2 separate regions of the Homo sapiens genome follow, and region 1 is linked to region 2. Evidence: chromatin loops called from intact Hi-C (ENCODE). Cell type or tissue: heart left ventricle. All regions are shown on one strand.

Region 1 (5,000 bases), 430 kb after region 2:
CTCGGCCTGCAGAGCACGGAGACTGTCAGAGCTGGGGTGGGGCCTATCGTCCAGCCCCACAGCCTGCGGTCTCAGCCCGGGCACCTGGCGCCTCAGCCACCAGGAGAGCCCCCGAGTCACAGATGGGGACACTGGGCCGGTGGCAGCCAGGCCAGAGCCAGGGCATCTGACGACAGCCGTGTTCTTTCCACCACACCTGGCTTTCCCTGGTGTTTGGGAAATGGCTGTGTTCTGGGAAATCTTTAGTCAGGTCCAGGGAAAACAGGCCCGGCAGGTCTCTCTCCCCAGCCCCAGGCCGGCCTGTCACTTCTTCTAGGCAGCTGGCCACCTCTGTCCCCCCAGAGGCTTGGGGAGGGCAGGAGTACCACCCCTATCTTCCAGGCAGAGCCACCCAGAAGGCTGGCAGGGGTACACAGGAGACCCTGGAGCCTGGCCATGTCCCTCAGGCCCCCTTGGTCTCTAGAGACCCCCCGGGGTATAGACAGGGCCCCGCTGCTCCCTGGGTGCGTGGTTCGGGGAGATGAGGTGGTATAGGACAGTCTGTGGTCTGTCTGTACCTGGCAAGGTCATCACGTGCCTGGGCTTGGCAGGACAGACCCTGGGTCTTCGGCCAGGGTGGGAGCTGCTACCAGGAAGGCCTGCAGGAACTGTGAGCTTGAGTGAGGAAGTAGGAAGGTGTCAGGCAGACCTCAGGGACGGCTGGGGCCTGTGCCCGGGGAGGCTGTCCTGTGGCCCTCAGAGGAGCAGCTGTGGATGTGGCCGCCTCCCACGCTCCTGGCTGGGCAGGTGTGGGCTGGAGAGGTGGCGTCAGTGCGATACACCTGACCTTGCCCCTGTCCGTGACCTTGGCAGGATGATGATGAGAGGGATGTGGATGCCAGCCCGACGGCAGGGCTGCAGGAAGCAGCAACGCTGGCCCCTACACGGAGGTCACGGCTGGCCGCTCGTTTCCGAGTCACGGCCCACTGGCTGCTGGTGGCGGCTGGGCGGGTCCTGGCCGTAACACTGCTTGCACTGGCAGGTACGCACCGAGGCAGGGGGCACTGGCAGTCACACTGGGAGGGGTCTTGGGAGTTCCCTGATGACTGTGGAGACAGCGGGACACATGGCACTGGCCAGGTACCACCCTGTGTGCCCCTGCCCCGCAGGCATCGCCCACCCCTCGGCCCTCTCCAGTGTCTACCTGCTGCTCTTCCTGGCCCTCTGCACCTGGTGGGCCTGCCACTTTCCCATCAGCACTCGGGGCTTCAGCAGACTCTGCGTCGCGGTGGGGTGCTTCGGCGCCGGCCATCTCATCTGCCTCTACTGCTACCAGATGCCCTTGGCACAGGCTCTGCTCCCGCCTGCCGGCATCTGGGCTAGGTAACGGCTTGCCACACAGCCCCTTTTTCCTGCCACCCTGGTCCCGCCCACCTGGCTCGTCTAGCCCCTGTGGCCCCACTGCCTCTGGGGTGGTAGGCTGTGACGGGTCTTCTCTGGACAGGGTGCTGGGTCTCAAGGACTTCGTGGGTCCCACCAACTGCTCCAGCCCCCACGCGCTGGTCCTCAACACCGGCCTGGACTGGCCTGTGTATGCCAGCCCCGGCGTCCTCCTGCTGCTGTGCTACGCCACGGCCTCTCTGCGCAAGCTCCGCGCGTACCGCCCCTCCGGCCAGGTGAGCACCTGCCACCCATGGTGGGTGGGCTGAGGCCAGGCCATGGGGCTGGTCTCAGGACCTCCTGCCTCTGGGTGGGGTGTGGAGCTGGTTTGGGCTCAAGACGCTGGTCTCTGCAGAGGAAGGAGGCGGCAAAGGGGTATGAGGCTCGGGAGCTGGAGCTAGCAGAGCTGGACCAGTGGCCCCAGGAACGGGAGTCTGACCAGGTGAGCAGCCAGGCAGGTGGAGACGCCAGCGTGGGGGGCGCCCGGCCAGCCCGTGCATGGCTCAGCGCTGCTTGCCCACAGCACGTGGTGCCCACAGCACCCGACACCGAGGCTGATAACTGCATCGTGCACGAGCTGACCGGCCAGAGCTCCGTCCTGCGGCGGCCTGGTGAGTACCGCACACTGCAAGGTATGGCTGGGTGCGGGGGGCGGGGCGGAGGCCGGTGCTGCCCCCTGGTGGCCGCCTGGCGCTCTCGCATGCTCGCGCCGCACCTCTGCCTGCCGCCCCCTCGGGGGCCCAGGACATCCACGGGTCGGTGTCAGTGACCCCCGAGACCCCCAGGGCAGCCGAGTGGCCATGTCACTGACCAACCCCCAAGACCCCCAGGGCAGCTGAGTGGCCGCGTCGTTGATCCCCAAGACCCCATGGGGGGCCTCCAGGTCCCCCAACCCCTCCCCAGAGAATGTGGCTATGCTGTCTTGTGCTGTTAGCTCTGGGAGCTGCTCCAGGTGGCCCAGTGGCCCCAGGAGGCCGCTCGTCCAGGGCAGGGGCTGGCCTGGGAACTCTGTGTTGGCCACGTCGCCTTGGGAGGGCCTGGGGGCTCTTTCTGGCTACTTTCTTTCTTTACCCTAACCCTTGATTTTCCATTTTGCAATGTGTTTCTGAATGAAGCAAATGAAGCCACGGCCCTGGGGTGGGGGTCCTGAGAGTCTTCAGGTGCGCAGAGCTGGAAAGGGGGTCAGGGCCACCTTTCCCACCCTTTCAAGGAAAGTGAGGCCCAGAGAACGGCAGGTGCTGGCAGGGCCATCCCTGACGCTCAGGGACGGTGTCAGCCCAATTGCCGGAGCCCTCGTGTTCTGCCCATAGCCCACCGGGGGCCTGTCTCTCCTGCTGTGTGCTTGCCCAGGGCCCAGATTTTAGGGCATAGTCAGGGTGGGGAGGCCTGCAGATCAACCTGCCGAAGCTGACCGCTGTCCCCACCTGCAGTGCGGCCCAAGCGGGCTGAGCCCAGGGAGGCGTCTCCGCTCCACAGCCTGGGCCACCTCATCATGGACCAGAGCTATGTGTGCGCGCTCATTGCCATGATGGTAGGCGGCTGTGGGGGTTGGGGTGGGCGGCCCCCTCTGCCGCGCAGGTGTGGGGCATCGCCTGGGTGGGGTGCGCTGGGCAGCTGTGCAGCCCCCTCTGCCGCGCAGGTGTGGGGCATCGCCTGGGTGGGGTGCGCTGGGCAGCTGTGCAGCCCCCTCTGCCGCGCAGGTGTGGGGCATCGCCTGGGTGGGGTGCGCTGGGCAGCTGTGCAGCCCTCTCTGCCGCGCAGGTATGGAGCATCACCTACCACAGCTGGCTGACCTTCGTACTGCTGCTCTGGGCCTGCCTCATCTGGACGGTGCGCAGCCGCCACCAACTGGCCATGCTGTGCTCGCCCTGCATCCTGCTGTATGGGATGACGCTGTGCTGCCTACGCTACGTGTGGGCCATGGACCTGCGCCCTGAGCTGCCCACCACCCTGGGCCCCGTCAGCCTGCGCCAGCTGGGGCTGGAGCACACCCGCTACCCCTGTCTGGACCTTGGTGCCATGGTGAGTGTGCACCACCACATCCGGGGGTGCCTGGGTGCGCAGACCCATCAGGGTTGTCGTCCTGTTCAATGTCCACTTGCCCGGGGGAGTGGCAGCGCCAAGAAGGCAGATGTGTCTGTCTGTCCCCTTCTGCCCACCCAGAGCCAGCCCAGAGTAGCTTCTCAGTGAGCGTTTGTTGACTGAATAAACAGACAACCTTGTGTTGGCACGGGCACCACCCCTGTGCCCTGACACTGTGTGAGCGTGGGCTCTGTTGGCACGGGCACCACCCCTGTGCCCCGACACTGTGTGTGAGCATGGGCTATGCCCATTGGCACAGGCACCACCCCTGCGCCCCTGACAGTGTGTGTGAGCGTGGGCTCTGCCCATTGGCACCATGCACAGCCCTGGGTCTCAGTGACAAGCTGTGCAGGCCATGTGTTCACAGGGTGCCTGCGTGTCCATGTGAAACGGGTGCCAGCATCGTGTCTGGACACCTGTTTGCAGGCCAGTGGGTCTCATCTTGTGAAACTTGTGAGCCTGTGTGCCAACATATGCACCTGTGAGCTTGTGTGCATATGTGAGCACGCATGTGGGCAAACATGCACTCCAGCATGTGGACATGTGTGCAGGTGCGTGCATGGATCTGTGCCCACGTGAACTAGTGAACCCGTGTGTGACTCTGCGTGTGAGCGCAAGTGAACCCATGCACTCATCCATGGATGTGAGAGTGTGTGCTCGTGTGCCTCTGAGTGGGTGTGAGCGAGAGGGTGTTCGGTGCCTGTGGGGAGGCTGCGGTGGATGGGCTGGTGCCAGCCGCCTGAGAGCTCTTGCCCCCTGCTATAGGAGGGTGCTGGGTCCCCCGGCTGTGGGAGGGGTGCTGGGCCCCCCGGCTGACTGTGACACCCTGCGCTTGTCACAGTTGCTCTACACCCTGACCTTCTGGCTCCTGCTGCGCCAGTTTGTGAAAGAGAAGCTGCTGAAGTGGGCAGAGTCTCCAGCTGCGCTGACGGAGGTCACCGTGGCAGACACAGGTGAGTGGTGGGCCAGAGGCGGGGGTTGCCCTCCTGCCTGCCCGCCCTGATGCCATCGCCTGCCCCTGGCTTGGCCCACAGAGCCCACGCGGACGCAGACGCTGTTGCAGAGCCTGGGGGAGCTGGTGAAGGGCGTGTACGCCAAGTACTGGATCTATGTGTGTGCTGGCATGTTCATCGTGGTCAGCTTCGCCGGCCGCCTCGTGGTCTACAAGATTGTCTACATGTTCCTCTTCCTGCTCTGCCTCACCCTCTTCCAGGTGGCTGGGGGGCCGGGATGGGGGCTGGGGCACGGACCCTCCCCGCGGTCCTCACCACCCCCACCTCACCCGGCAGGTCTACTACAGCCTGTGGCGGAAGCTGCTCAAGGCCTTCTGGTGGCTCGTGGTGGCCTACACCATGCTGGTCCTCATCGCCGTCTACACCTTCCAGTTCCAGGACTTCCCTGCCTACTGGCGCAACCTCACTGGCTTCACCGACGAGCAGTGAGTCCAGGCTGGGGCGGTGGGGCAGGGGCGCCGAAACCCCGTGCACTTCCCCGGGGCT
Region 2 (5,000 bases):
AGGGGTACATTTTCGGCTGCAGGACCATCAGCCCTAGAAGAGCCCTTCCCTTTCCTGGTGGACCTGGAGACGCCGGACCCTCCCTCAGCACCCCAAGCCTCCAGCTAGGACCCCACTCTGGGCCTTCTCCTCCTTTTTCCAGAGTCTGCAGTCCTGAGCCTTTGGGACTCACCCCCATCACTCCTGCCCTCTGCCTTGCCCACCTCAACTCTCCACCTCGGGGGACGCACCTCATGGGCATGAGGTGGGGGTGGGCCGGCCAAGATGTAGAGGGGGCTCCCTGGTCCACAGCCTCAGTTCCCATCCTATTTCCTCTCCCCAGTATGAGGAACGGGGGGACAACAAACAGGGTCCCGGACCCCCCAGGAGCCTTGCAGTCTTGGATGTCCCAGAGGTCCCCCCACCCCCAGCCCTTGGCCACTCCTCCCAACACCGCAGGCAGTGGTCGAGGCTGGGCTAAGGAATTTCCAACTTTCTCACGATAGATGCAGGCGGGTGCCGGTTTTCAGCTGAGATGCCATGGTGTCTGCTCTGGAGTGATTCTGTAATTGCACAGTGCAGTAACGGCACTTGACCCTTGATTATTAAATTGTATTTATGTAATTACAGTGTATAAATATACATGCACACCCCAACCACTAAGGGGCAGGCGTGATGCGGAACGCTGCGGTTGAGCAAGGTGGGCTGGACAGGGGCCCTGTGGAGGCCCAGGGCTTAGGCCAGTCACAGCCCCGTTACCGAAGAGGCAGTGGGGGCTGGAGGGCAGGGGTTAGCAGCTGTGAAGGCGGCTCCTACCCAGGGTGTGGGGCGTGGAGGGCAGAAGGGTGACGTCCAGGGAGTTTGGGTGACACCCGACACCAAGGGAGGGGACCCCGGGGTGAGGAGGCCCTGGTCTTGGTCTGGGGGCTGTGTCCATTCCAGACCTGACCTGAGGCTGGGGTGCCTGTGGCAGGGGCTCTGGGGGCTTGCTCTGCAGGTACCAACTGCTCCCTGAGGAGCCCCTGGGCAAGTGCCCCTGTCTGACAGGCAGGGCCTGAGGCTGGAGGAGGCCGGGGTGAGGAGACAAACACAGGTGGGCCCTGGCCGGGAGCCTGGCGTCGGCCATGGGCCATGCCCTTCCAACATTCTACTCTGGCCGGGAGGCCGCCAGGGCGCTGGGGTGAGGCCGACACCCAGTCCTGGGGCCGTCAGAGCACAGACCAGCCCATCTAGGCAGATGAAGGTCCCCACGGAGTGAGTGAGGGGTGGGGAGTGGATCCAGAAGGGCTGGGGCCACCAGCCCCCACGGCCCCTGAGCCCTGGCCTGAGTGCATGTGGCTGGCTCTGGGTAGTGGGCCCTGCAGAGGGACTTCCGCCCATAAGTTTCCCGTAAGTTTCCCCGGGACAGAGGAGACGCAGCTGGATCTCGGGGTGTGGAGGAAGCCAGGCAGTGTCTGTAGCTGGGGCCATCCTGGACCCTGCTGTGCTCCGGCTCTCTGGGCTCAGGGGTGACACTGCCCCCACATTCAGGCAGGCCACCAGCTGCCCCTGGCGGCCACAGGGGGTCAGTCCAGGTGGGCTCAGAGGAGCCCCATCAGGTATGGGGGTGCCGTTTTTGTTCAGAAGCCCCTGACCCCCCCTGCAACACACATGAAAAGAATATTCGAGAAGTCTGTTTAAAACATCTTGGGCATTCAAAACACACGGACAGACAGACAGACAGACAGACGGACATGTTAGACAGGAGGGGCTGCTGGTGGGGGCGGGGTGGTGCTGGCCCTCCTGAGGACCTGGGGACAGCAGGTCCCTGGAGCCTGACGGTCAGTCCTGGCTCTACGGGGAGTTGGGCACAGAGGGGTCAGGGGGTGGCGGGCCTGTCTGGGGCTCCCTCAGGCCTGTCCCTGACCTGGGGAAGTGGGGTCCTGTCCTGCCCAGCCAGCCTGACACTGGTTTTGCGTCCCATCTCCCCACAGTGACAGAGGAGCCAACCAGGCACTGGCTCAAGGTGCAGCCGTAAGAGCTCGGGTGGGCTCAGGACTGGCGGGCTCAGGGCTGGCGGGGTCAGGGCTGGTGGCCTGGTGGCCCATCACACCCGCCAGCCCCGGCAGGGGGCAGTGTGGCTCCAGGGATGCCAGTGGAGGCGGGTGGGGGAAGGGCAGCGGGCTCCTCCGATTGCTGGAGGGTGTTCAGGGCAGAGCTGGGAGGGGACGATGGGCTCTTCCCTGCTTCCGTCTCCATGCTGGACATGCCTGCCCCCTCCAGGCCGGCCCAGCACTGTCACCAAGCGTGGACGCCTTGACTTCCTGCCCTTGGAGCCCCAACCCGGGCAGGGATCAGGGAGGCCAGCGGCCAGGCATGCCCCAGGGGGGGGCTGCAAGTGTGGTCCATGCCCACCACCCTTTCCCTGGCCCTGAGCACTGGGAAGGTGGGGGGCAGCTCACCTGAGGTCTCACCTGGCGTTGGCCCTGAGACCACCCGAGCCTCCCCGATGGCTGAGGCGAAGGCACAAGGGTGGCCAGGCCAGCAGGGACTCCTGAGGTCGGGCCAGGCCCCAGCAAGGCTGAGGCTGAGTGGGCGGAGCTGGCCACAGGGGTGGGGACGTGGGACAGCACTGTTGGGGGAACCAGAGAGCAGAGGTCACCAGGCTGCTCCCGATGTTCAGGCTTTCACAGGGATCCATAAGCTGCAATGGCCCCCAGTCAGCACCCTCCAAAGACAGGCTGTGGCTGGGGATGGGGCTGGGGCTGACGGTGGAGTGGCCCACACCCCCCAAGGCCCCTAGAGTCCTGACCATCCCCACGGGTAGTGCCGGAGCTCCCAGCTGCCTTGTGAGTCATGGGGGTGGGAGCCTCATTTGGCTGAACCTCAGAAGGGCAAGTGGGGCATGAGTGGCCTTGTCCTGCCCCAGCCCAGAAAGCTGTGGTCCCGGAGAGAGTGGCTGTCCAGCCCCCCACACCATGCGAACGCTCCCCTCCCCAGCAGATCCCACCCATGGCAGGCCCATCTCTACCCAGTTCCAGACATCTGTCCTCTCCCCCGCTGCGTGGGTCTGTGTCCCCAGCAAATCCCACCCATGGCCCATCTCTACCCAGTTCCGGACGTCTGTCCTCTTCCCTGCTGCGTGGGTCTGTGTCCCCAGCAGATCCCACCCACGGCAGGCCCGTCTCTACCCAGTTCCGGACGTCTGTCCTCTCCCCTGCTGCGTGGGTCTGTGTCCCCAGCAGATCCCACCCACGGCCCATCTCTACCCAGTTCCGGACGTCTGTCCTCTCCCCTGCTGCGTGGGTCTGTGTCCCCAGCAGATCGCACCCACGGCAGGCCCATCTCTACCCAGTTCCGGACGTCTGTCCTCTCCTCCACTGCATAGGTCTCTGTCCCCAGCAAATCCCACCCACGGCCCATCTCTACCCAGTTCCGGACGTCTGTCCTCTCCCCTGCTGCGTGGGTCTGTGTCCCCAGCAGATCCCACCCACGGCAGGCCCGTCTCTACCCAGTTCCGGACGTCTGTCCTCTCCCCTGCTGCGTGGGTCTGTGTCCCCAGCAGATCCCACCCACGGCAGGCCCGTCTCTACCCAGTTCCGGACGTCTGTCCTCTCCCCTGCTGCGTGGGTCTGTGTCCCCAGCAGATCCCACCCACGGCCCATCTCTACCCAGTTCCGGACGTCTGTCCTCTCCCCTGCTGCGTGGGTCTGTGTCCCCAGCAGATCCCACCCACGGCAGGCCCGTCTCTACCCAGTTCCGGACGTCTGTCCTCTCCCCTGCTGCGTGGGTCTGTGTCCCCAGCAGATCCCACCCACGGCCCATCTCTACCCAGTTCCGGACGTCTGTCCTCTCCTCCACTGCATAGGTCTCTGTCCCCAGCAAATCCCACCCACGGCCCATCTCTACCCAGTTCCGGACGTCTGTCCTCTCCCCCGCTGCGTGGGTGTCTCTGTCCCTCCCTCAGTGCCCCAGGCCTCTGTCCTTTATCCCCATAACCCAACACTGTGACAGGAGGGAGGGAGGAGGGTGGAAGAGGGAGCAGGAAGGGGCCGCAGAGGGGAGGAGGGGCTCCGCATGCTCTGGGGCCCTGGAAGGAAGGTCGTGTGACGGGGTCCTCCTGAGCATGCTGGGCCCATGGTAGGGTGGGCATGGGGAGCACAGGGCAGTGCCCCCAAAACCTGTCCTCCCCGTCAGCCACAGGCACTGAGCACCCCGGAGAGGGCAGTGAGAACTGCTGGCTGCCCAGGGAGGGCGGGCGGGGGTGCTGTCCTTTGCAAGGACAGGAGCTTCTGGGTAGGGAGAAGGGCACGGGGTAGGGATGGGAGTTAAAGGGACCCCGGCTGCATCTATAGTCCAGGGGCTGCCTCATCCCCAGTGTCCCTGAAGGTAGCCTGTGCCATGGGACAGTGGCAGTGCCCTGGCCACCCAGCCTGGCTCTTGGAGCTGGGTGGTGCCCAGACTGGAGGAGGCCAGGGTGGCTGCCTCCTGACCACCATCTTACTGTTCCTACCATCCCGTCTCCTGGGTGGTGGTTGGCACCTGTGGAGGGCAGGGCTGCCTCAGGAGCTGGCAGCTCTCAGTTCTGATCCCTGGACATGAAGAAACTTGGGGTAAGGCCCCCAGTCCTCAGAGAGACCCTTTGAGCTTCCGGCTTCGTCATCGGAGGAGCCCAGCATTGCCCTGGGTCATTCCACACCCTGCCCTTTGGGGGGGCCGGCCAGGGCCACGGCTGGGAGATGACGGTCCCATCTGCTAGAAGCTTCTGGAAGGATGGGCCGCCTGGTGGCAGGCGCTTCTGGGCCAGAGCTGGGTGGGAGGGAGGGCAGAGGCCAGGGGGCGTGTGCTGGACACGGAGGGCACCAGGTCCTCTCCGCTGCCTCCTGCTCTTCCCAGCACAGCTGTGCTTGGCACCCCTGCAATCGGGGCAGAGAGGAAGGGGTTAGGGGTCCCTGAGTCAGCTCAGGCAGCCCCGCCCCTCCCCACCTCCTCCATCGTCTTTCAATCAATATCAAGTGGACGGGAGACAAATTTGGGAGCAA

Evidence for each region. Peaks named below come from ENCODE experiments on the same cell type or tissue, not always from the same donor. Only the 100,000 strongest peaks of a DNase experiment are listed, where the experiment ranks them.
Region 1: a loop joins it to region 2, with 8 times the contacts of the local background. A loop is called at or near these places in 72 of 110 quality-filtered maps.

Annotation. Positions count from the first base shown.
Region 1 is chr16:88,734,589-88,739,588 of GRCh38, reverse strand. It overlaps PIEZO1 (piezo type mechanosensitive ion channel component 1 (Er blood group)), which reads left to right. Exons shown (of 51, transcript NM_001142864.4): 6 at 853-1,021; 7 at 1,149-1,362; 8 at 1,484-1,655; 9 at 1,775-1,861; 10 at 1,943-2,030; 11 at 2,850-2,950; 12 at 3,181-3,441; 13 at 4,343-4,454; 14 at 4,536-4,714; 15 at 4,791-4,939. It overlaps HSALR1 (HSP90AB1 associated lncRNA 1), which reads right to left. Exons shown (of 3, transcript NR_103774.1): 2 at 1,184-1,768; 3 at 1-1,085. Among named protein-coding and RNA genes, the nearest start is that of PIEZO1-AS1, 5.7 kb to the left of the region's middle. RefSeq lists a silencer at 2,014-2,233. In heart left ventricle, CTCF peaks have their summits at 1,888 and 2,109 (motif pointing left); a DNase peak (open chromatin) is centred at 2,018.
Region 2 is chr16:89,164,727-89,169,726 of GRCh38, reverse strand. LINC02138 (long intergenic non-protein coding RNA 2138) reads right to left here and starts at 3,344. Exons shown (of 3, transcript NR_046200.1): 1 at 3,228-3,344; 2 at 2,421-2,590; 3 at 580-1,618. RefSeq lists enhancers at 1,260-2,107, 2,108-2,956. In heart left ventricle, CTCF peaks have their summits at 1,898 and 2,097 (motif pointing right); a DNase peak (open chromatin) is centred at 2,106; H3K27me3 peaks cover 3,879 bases.